2 separate regions of the Homo sapiens genome follow, and region 2 is linked to region 1. A link is a contact called in ENCODE Hi-C data. All regions are on one chromosome and are shown on one strand. The core of a region is the stretch at or near the end of the contact, and the rest is flanking DNA. Distances in the headings are between cores, read along the strand shown. Region 1 overlaps LPP (LIM domain containing preferred translocation partner in lipoma). Region 2 overlaps LPP (LIM domain containing preferred translocation partner in lipoma).

Region 1 (4,246 bases), core at 551-3,050:
AAGAGATGAGATTTTTGAAAGATGATGGCTTGTCCTTGTCTCTGTACTTGAATCTATCTCAAAACAAAGATATAACTATTGTTTTTAATAATAATTTCAATATAGAGTGACCATCCTTGCCTACTACCCTGAAGAGAGAGAGCATTTACACATAAGACTGGTGGTTGCAGTAAACCCCTTTCAAGTGGAGTGGCCACTATGGTCCTTCCTCTTCCCTTCCTTCCTTTCATTCCCTTGCCCTTTCCCCACTTTCCTTCTCTTCCTTTCCTTTTTTCTTTTAAGGTTCATAAAATCTTGATTGGCCTCCTTCCTAGCAGCCAGGAGTTTGGGTCCCTAATAGCTAAAGCTTATATACTTTATTTTCTTCTTTCTCCAGATGGCTGTGGCTATGAATTTTACTCCCCATCCCAGGACTACCCCTGCTATACTGACACTAATTTTCATTTTATAATACTGTCTTCATCAGTCCATGCTATGCTACTAGTTTTAGTTATTATAATATTAACTTAATCCACAATGAAGGCGACAGGTTTTTTTGTGTGTCTTACTTTTTAAAGGGGAAATATTATCTCTCACTTTAAGGAAACTAACTTTAGCAACTCATTCCCTCACTTTTTTTTTTCTTTCAACTTGATTTGTTCAACTAAGGAGACCACATTTAGTACTTGCTAGCTGAGACTTCTGTTCTACAATTCTGAGTTAGTTCCTCATCCGTCCGACCCTCTCTCCCCGTGGTGCACTGAGTCACAATGTGATCACCAGCTGCATGTGCTGCTATTACACACAACACATTGGCTAGCAGAGGAGCCAGGATTCAGCCTTGGAAGTACTTTCAGGCAAAGGTGAAGACCCTTTCCCCACTCTAAGCATCTTTCAGTAGTTTAGTGTAGCTGATATTAATGTTATAAATGGTCATTCCTAATCCTGTCTCAGTTCCAGCCCAGATGGAGTTTTGATTTTAGAAAATCATTCAGTGAAATGTATTTCCTGTGCCTGGTAGTCATTGATCACTTACCAAAAAAAAAGGGGGTAGTGGGAGACTAAAAATAAACTTATGATAATTCACATACACTTAACCTTTACTGACTAATACCAAAAAGGGAATGAAGCAGGCTCTGCTGACCAGCACTTGCAGATGGATTCCAGGAACGTGGCTAGAGCTGCCAAAGCCATCGCTGAATCCTGCCAAAAGCATCCCAGGGGATTTTACTAAGGGTGGGGAGAGCAGGGAACATGGAGGTGTGTGTGTGAATTTGTTTTAAAACTCTCTTACTCAACACTGAGCAGTGGGAAGAACACTGGGAAAAAAGGTCGGAAAGTGACATTCTAGACTGGGTTCCACCCAATCTCTATGACACTGGAAAAGTAATGTGTCCTCTTTGGAACTTCAGGTATCATGTGAACAATAAGGGTGTCATATTAAGGTCTTAACATGTTGAAATGTTAAAAACATTCTGTAATTACTTAAATTATTTCAAAACAGAAAGATCATACATGTTCATCATGTTTCTGTGTTAACTGGACAAAACTACACTAAAATTAAAGAGCAATAAAAGCAATCGTGTTAAAATTTTATTTTTAAATATAGTACTTCTAGTAACTGAATATCTAACTTTATTAACAATTCTAAATCTCGCTTTTTTTTTTTTTTAAACCCCAGTGAGGCTGGGCACCGTGGCTCACACCTGTAATCTGAGCTCTTTGGGATGCTGAGGCGGTATGATCCCATGAGCACAGGAGTTTGAGACCAGCCTGGGCAACATAGTCAGATCCTGTCTCTACAAAAAGTTTTTTAAATAGCCAGGATTAGCCAGGCATGATGGCATGCACTTGTTGTGTCAGCCACTCTCATTGGGGGTTGGGGGGGTTGGGGGTGGGCTGAGGTAGGAGGCTTGCTTGAGCCCAGGAGGTAGGAGGTCAAGGCTACAGTGAGCCATGACTGTATCACTGCACTCCAGCCTGAGCGACAGAGCAAGACCCTGCCTCTAATTAAATAAGCAAATACACACACACAACACACATATATAAAATAAAATAAAAACCCCAATGTGTTAAGATCTCAGGTTTAAACCTCGGCTTATACAAACCATAGTACTACCGTGCAATAACTGAATTGACAAGGTACCAACACCTATTTTAACCAGAAAAATAACATAATTGTGTTATATTTTCCATGAGAGTCATACTCTTGAAATTAAGTATTTTCTCAATAGAATTGTTTCTCAATTAAAAAAAAAAACTTACTCAAAACATTTAGTATTTAATTATAATTATAGGCAGATAAAATTTATAAAAGATTATCAGTAAGATCAAGAACCTCTGCCTCTTTAATCATGTTTTTCTCTACCTTTTGCTGGTCTCTTCCTGATTTTGATGACCTCATTGTCTATACGAGTATTAAGACATTTGGGGTAGCTTTTTATGTTGTGTACTTTCTTTCCTTCTCCTTATGAGATGGCTGACACCTTCTAAAGGATTCAGAGAGTTTCCATCTTATTGAAAGGTCCTTATGAAAATTCACTGGTAGTGTTCTCAGCTTATACTAGGAAGGCATGTTTCTTCAGAAGCAGTATTTGTTGTATTTAGGGTGGGAATCATTATGTAGCAAGAGTGGTCTACATATTGGTCTTGCAGCAACATCAGCACCCCTTATGAATGGTTTGTTTCCCACCAAAAGTCAAAGATTAGCCTATATGATGGATGATGGCTACAGAAAATAGTGCCAGAAAAACAGAATCAGTAGAAGATATATATTAAGACATTAATTGGGAAGGAGTAGCTTGCATGATTTTGTGGGCTGGCTAGGCAATCTAACATCTACAGATTAGGCAATTAGGAAGGGCAGGCTGTAACTCCGTGGCATGAGATGAAGCTACTTGCCACAATGAGAATTCCTTCTTCTTTAAGGAATCCTCAGCTCTACTTCCAAGACCTTTCAACTGATTGAATCAGGCTCAACCAGGTTATCTAGTGTACTCTTCATTACTTAAAAATCAACTGATTAGAGGCTTTAATCACATGTACAAAACACCTTCCCAGCCACATCTAGATTGGAGTTTGATTGAATAAATGGAGACTTTAGCCTGAAAAAATTAACACACAAATGGACCATCACAGGAGGGTAGTCTTTTTCTACAGAATTTAAATCTGTGGTAGAGAAGCAACAGATACCTCAGGGCAAAAAAAGTCCAGGAAGAGCATAAAGGTTCAAGCAGAACCATGAGAATGCCAGCATTGTCGTTGGAGATGGTGACTGGAAGTGATGATAGGTCTAGGGAACAGTAAATGTGGACAGACTGGCATTTTACCTCGGGCACACTTGGACCTGGATAGGCTCCACCAGTCTGCCCTGGAAACAGAACCACAGTGGGTCAGACAGTCTTTTGTATTAGTTTTAAATACAGAGTTGATTGTCTCTCTTGCATTCTTAACTTGCAATTTAGTACTGTTTATATTCTGCTTGAAGGTTAGAGACATTCGACTAAATGGTCTTTTCTCCACATTGCTGTCATTCATTAATGTCCTGGTCCTGGACTTTACTCATTGACCACAGGACAAGTGGCTCAACTCTCTCCTGCCACTACCCAGGCTGTTAGTCCTGTTGGGAGGCTCAGGGCCCAACTCACTCATCTGTAACTCTCATCTCCATTCAGCTGCAGCCTCTACAGCCCCTGGTTATACCCTGGATCTTATCATTGCTTCGCTCTATTTTACCTCCTAAATCGTAAAAATTAAAACCAGCCTCGGAACACAACCCCTCATTCTTCCAGCACTCTCTCTCATTCAGGTAACTCCTATTCTACTTTTCTTCAGCATATTTACCTTCTATTACCTTTCTTTTTCCTCACCAGTCTCTTATATTTCCTTTATTATCCAACTTACAGTCTGTGGTTCAATACTTCAGCCGACTCTTCCAACACATGACCTTCTTTCGGTAGGCTTTTTTCAGAGTTTCCCTTTTGTACTTGCCCTTATGTAAATCTGTGGCACAGTCAGGCCATCTTGCCAACTTTTCACAGTTATTGCACACCACACTCTGTTGGTTTTCTTCCTACCATTCTGAACAATTTCACTTCAGGGCTCTCCTTAGTGGCTCTTCGTCTCCCTCTCCTTGAATGTCGTTTTACCTTTTTCTTTTTCTTTTTTTTTTTTTTTTTTTTTTTTGAGACAGACTCTCATTCTGTCACCCAGGCTGGAGTGCAGTGGCGCAATTTCAGCTCACTGCAACCTCTGCCTACCAGGTTCA
Region 2 (4,657 bases), core at 1,073-3,572, 340 kb before region 1:
ATTTCTACTGGGTTTGTTCAACCTATTTCTAACTTATAGGTAAAAGCCTGCTTTTTATCCTCTCCATCCTCATCACCTTTTTAGTTGTGTCTCTGCTTGATTCTTCTTGCATTCAGGTCTATATTGTATTATAAAAAGAAAGAGAGAGACAGAGAGAGAGAGAGAGAAGGAAAAGAAGAAGGAAAAAAAAACCACACACATTGAATGGGAAGGCAGGAGAGTAGAGCTCTGACCCCAGCTCTGTCATAGCCACCTGTGTGACTATTTGCAAGCATTTTCATCCATTCAACAAATACACACCAGGTACTGGAGATACAAAACTGTGAAAGACACGGTTCTTACCCTCACCACTTACAGTCAGGAGTAGAGAGTTAGGTACACAAATAGAATGTGAAATCACTTCTCCTTTCTGGGTCTTCATTTTACAAATGCAAGAGCCAGAACTGGGCCAGGTGATCATCAAGGTCCCTTCTGAGGCTAACATGCCATCATTCATGCAAAATTCATTAAACATCTGATAATCACTTACCTAAGTGAAAATTAGCAAACATTTCCCCTTTCTCCTTAGTTTGTAGGGGATGATATTGAAGACGAATGAGGCGATGTCTACAAAATGCTTTAATAAGCAAGTTGGAGAAAGAGATTATGTAAGTTTGAGGCATTATGATTAATGAAAAATGAAAACAAGGGCTGATGTTTTCAGAGAGAGAACAGATGGTTCCTTTGTTCAGAATTTGAGTATAAAAAAGAGAGGAAGAAAAGATACTTGCTATATTGTTTAGGCCCTGAATGTGAGTAACTTTAAAATGCCAAAACAATCTGGTTAGGAAAGTCCCATAGATTCAAAATAGCTCTTACAGTGATCAAACTATAATTAATATAACAAAAAAAAGACAGAAAAATACTAATAAGAAATGCCACAGTGACAGCTGACACAACCTGACAAAAACTCCTATTTTTACAACAACTCTAGAAACTTGATTTTTTCTGTTCTCAGGAGTTATACCACACTGTAAAACAAACTAGTGAGAACCGATTTAAAACTGTTTCTACCGTTCCCCCTACCCCTCAGGTTATTTTAGTTTCCCATGACTCATAAAGGAAATCTTCAGGATTCACAAGAAATTGGCAATTCTTTTCCATCTTTGCTGTTGAGTATTGATAGGAAAACAGCATAGTTTGGGGCAATTTAAGTAGAGAACAAACCTCCGGGGGCTTGGGGTGGTGTCTCAGAAGGCCGGATCTGGGAAGGGCCTTTGAAAAGCTTGCACGGAAAGCTGCGAAATAAATCGTTTCTTTTTCTCTTTCTTTACGTTCTAAAATCTCGTGATCTGTTTCTACAATACACAGGCTAATTGATGTTATCCTTTTGGCATGATTCTTGCTGTCCTGGGGTCTATCACTTGCAGGCTATGAGAATGAGGCCATAGACCACCACACTGGCAGCACTGAGCAAAAGGTGCTAGACCCTTCTGAGTTCAGGTGCTGTGTAACTGGTGCTGTGATTGGACAGGGTGACTAACCTCAGTCTCTCTGGGTGTAATTTCTTCACTGTGGAAAGAGGAGGCTAACTAGAAAGTTCACTCTGACACTAATCTGAGTTCAGGTCCACATCTTTTTTTTTAATTAATTATTTTATTTTTAAAATTTTTATTTTTTTGAGACAGAGTCTCGCTCTGTCGCGCAGGCTGGAGAGTAGAGGCACAATCTCTGCTCACCACAACCTCCACTTCCCGGGTTCAAGCGATTCTCCTGCCTCAGCCTCCTGAGTAGCTTACAGGTGCCCGTCACCACGCCCGGCTAATTTTTGTATTTTTAGTAGAGGTGGGGTTTCACCGTGTTGTGCAGGCTGGTCTCGAACTCCTGGCCTTAAGATATCTGCCTGCCTCGGCCTGCCAAAGTTCTGGGATTATAGAAGTGAGCCACTGCGCCCAGCGCACATACAATTGTAGGAAGGCTGAGAATGGCTTTTAATTTGGGAGCGTTTAAAAGCAAACATGCTTCCTCAAGACAACAGTAACAAAAAATTGACATCGTTGAGGTGGGAACTTCTTTAATGCTACCTGAGCCTCTTGCTGAAATGGTTCTATGCAGTTTTGCATAGCTAGGAGTGGTAAGCTCATTCACAGACATGGAAGAGGCAGAGTGGGCTTAGGGAGAGGCACCAGTCTAGTGGTCCAACTTGGGTTCTGGGTTCCAGTCCTGCTTCTGCTACTAACCCCATGAGACCTTGGAATGCCCATCTCTAAGGTTTCTTTCAGAGCTGAATCACTGTTTGGTCTGTGATTCATCAAAGCAATTAGAAGACTATGCCTCTCCTTCAAGACCAAGACTTTGGTCAGAATACTCCCTAGGGACTTTCTCACTGTGTGTGGCACTCTTCTCTATTAGACGCTTTATTCATTCTCCATTGTATTAGAGTCAAAAGTATGATTGTTTGTTGTAGAGGTGCCTTTTCCGTGTCATCTCTGATAATCTACCCCTCTCTCTCTGAGTAACCTAGGCTTTTAAAACACATCTCCTTTGGCTTAATCACACTGCCTGGTGTCTACTCAGCATTATGTGTTTGTTGTCTGCCCTGAACTGTGAACTCAGCCATGTCCTGCTCATTTCTGAAGCCTCAGCATGTACATCGGTATCTGGTTCATGGTAGATTTTCAATGAATCTGAGTGAATGAATGATGGATGAATGATTTTGTATCTCCTTACTAGGCATATGTTCCTTGAGGGCATGGACCGTGTCTAATGGGTGGCTACCTAGTGTCTCATTCTTGGTCCGTTGTTAGTGGTGATTTTTGTCCTCTTCTTTGCACTCATCATTCTAGGCTTGTATTAGGGTAAATTGTTAGCATAATTCTGCCTTGTTTCCCACCCTGCCCCCGCCTTTTTTTTCTTTTGAAACAGAGTCTTGCTCTGTCACCCAGGCTGGAGTGCAGTGACACAATCTTGGCTCACTGCAACCTCTGCCTCCCGGGTTCAAGCAATTCTCCTGCCTCAGCCTCCCAAGTAGCTGGGATTACAGGCACCCGCCACTACGCCTGACTAATTTTTGTATTTTTCATAGAGACAGGGTTTCATCATGTTGGTCATGCTGGTCTCGAACTTCTGACCTCGTGATCTGCCTGCCTCGGCCTCCCAAAGTGCTGGGATTACAGGCTTGTTTGCTTTTAAACAGTTTGTGGGCAGGGATGGTATTTTCTTATGATTCTATTCCTCACAGATCCTGGCCCAGAGCCATTAGCAGAGAAAATTCTCAGTAGATGTTTGCTGACCTAAACTTCATTCCACCACCTTTGCCTTCCTTTTGCCTTTTCACCTCCTCTTAGAAGGTACCTTATATGATAATGTCACCTATGCAATAAAGACCACAAAGTAAATTTAATAAAATAGAAGGCATGCTTCCCTCTTTTCTAACCCCACACTTTTTTTTTTTTAAGATCAAAATAACGTTGCATTTGTGTGTGCCCTGCTTTTATTTATTTATTTCTTTTGTAGACACGAGGTCTCACTATGTTGCCCAGGCTCTCTCCAACTACTGAGCTCGGTGATCCTCCCACCTCGGCCTTCCAAAGTGCTAAGATTATAGGTGTGAGACACCACACCCAGCCCAGCCCTGCTTTCACAAAAAACAAAATAATGATGAATATATTGTACTACCCTCACTGTTTTCATTTGTCTGTGAATGCTTTTTATTTTATCAGGAAAAGGAAAAATTTCTGTTTCTTGACTGTAATTGTTGAAATGTATTTTCAAAGTTTTTTACTTTATTTTTGGACTGATACCATAAAATCGTGTGAAATGATGTGAGGATTTTCTAATGGAGAAATGACTTAGAATATCCCTTGGATGTCCTATCTGCTTTTTAATTGTTTTATCATCCCAGACATGTTTCTCTATTCCTGTCTATTCTTTTATCTGTAAAATGAGGTTATTGAACTAGATGCTGTCTACAACTTTTTTTTTTTCTTTCATTAACATTAAATCTCTGGTACCTGAGAACATTGGGATCAGGCTGATATGTCTAGGTGTCTATTTCTTTGGTCTACCCTTCAAGTAGGAATGAAAACCCATAGAATTTCTGTAATTATCAGCCTCAATAACTTTCTAAAGCCTTTAGGAAGCAGATACCCTGCAATTTATCTCACTAATTTGTTTGTGATTAACACTCTCTGCCCCTTCTCATATCCCAAGCTCAGTGTTTTGATATTTAATTACAGGGAATTCTTTCCTCTTCATAGATGATATAGCAATTGTATTTCATTTCTCTTATCTGAAATCTCTGCTGACTTTCCATGTCTTATGAATTTAAATAGTCTAAATAGGGCATGAGATCTTAAATATTCCTTCCAGTTTCTACATTTTCTATTCAGCAACAACATTTTCCCTGGAAAAGGGTGAAAGCCTGTGAGTCCCCCACAGGGCAGGAGCACTGAATACACCCACATTTTCCTACCATCTGACATAGATGAGACACAAAGTAGGGACTCAGATGATTATTTAACTGAATCAACTGGATTCCTTAATTCTCACAATATTATCCTTCCTAATTTGTAAATAGGGAAATGGAGGCTTAGTCACACAAAATATCTTGTTCGAAGTTACTAATCAATTAAGTAACTTAATAATTTATTGACATCTGAGGCATTTCTCTCTTTCT

Evidence for each region. A loop is a pair of places that touch in the nucleus more often than their neighbours do. Pooled maps may share reads with other maps.
Region 2: a loop to region 1 is called in a map of OCI-LY7, with 4 times the contacts of the local background. The contact joins two enhancer-like sites. A Hi-C loop is called at or near these places in 2 of 168 maps with a recorded cell type or tissue (B cell and OCI-LY7) and 4 of 50 pooled maps.

What each region holds. Positions count from the first base shown.
Region 1 is chr3:188,578,015-188,582,260 of GRCh38, forward strand. The region is part of intron 6 of LPP (LIM domain containing preferred translocation partner in lipoma); the gene reads left to right. Among named protein-coding and RNA genes, the nearest start is that of LPP-AS1, 11 kb to the left of the region's middle. Within about 2 kb of position 1,801, at least 14 of the 41 ENCODE cell types and tissues checked have a DNase peak (open chromatin) inside an H3K27ac peak, as active enhancers do.
Region 2 is chr3:188,242,234-188,246,890 of GRCh38, forward strand. The region is part of intron 2 of LPP (LIM domain containing preferred translocation partner in lipoma); the gene reads left to right. Among named protein-coding and RNA genes, the nearest start is that of FLJ42393, 66 kb to the left of the region's middle. Within about 2 kb of position 2,323, at least 4 of the 41 ENCODE cell types and tissues checked have a DNase peak (open chromatin) inside an H3K27ac peak, as active enhancers do.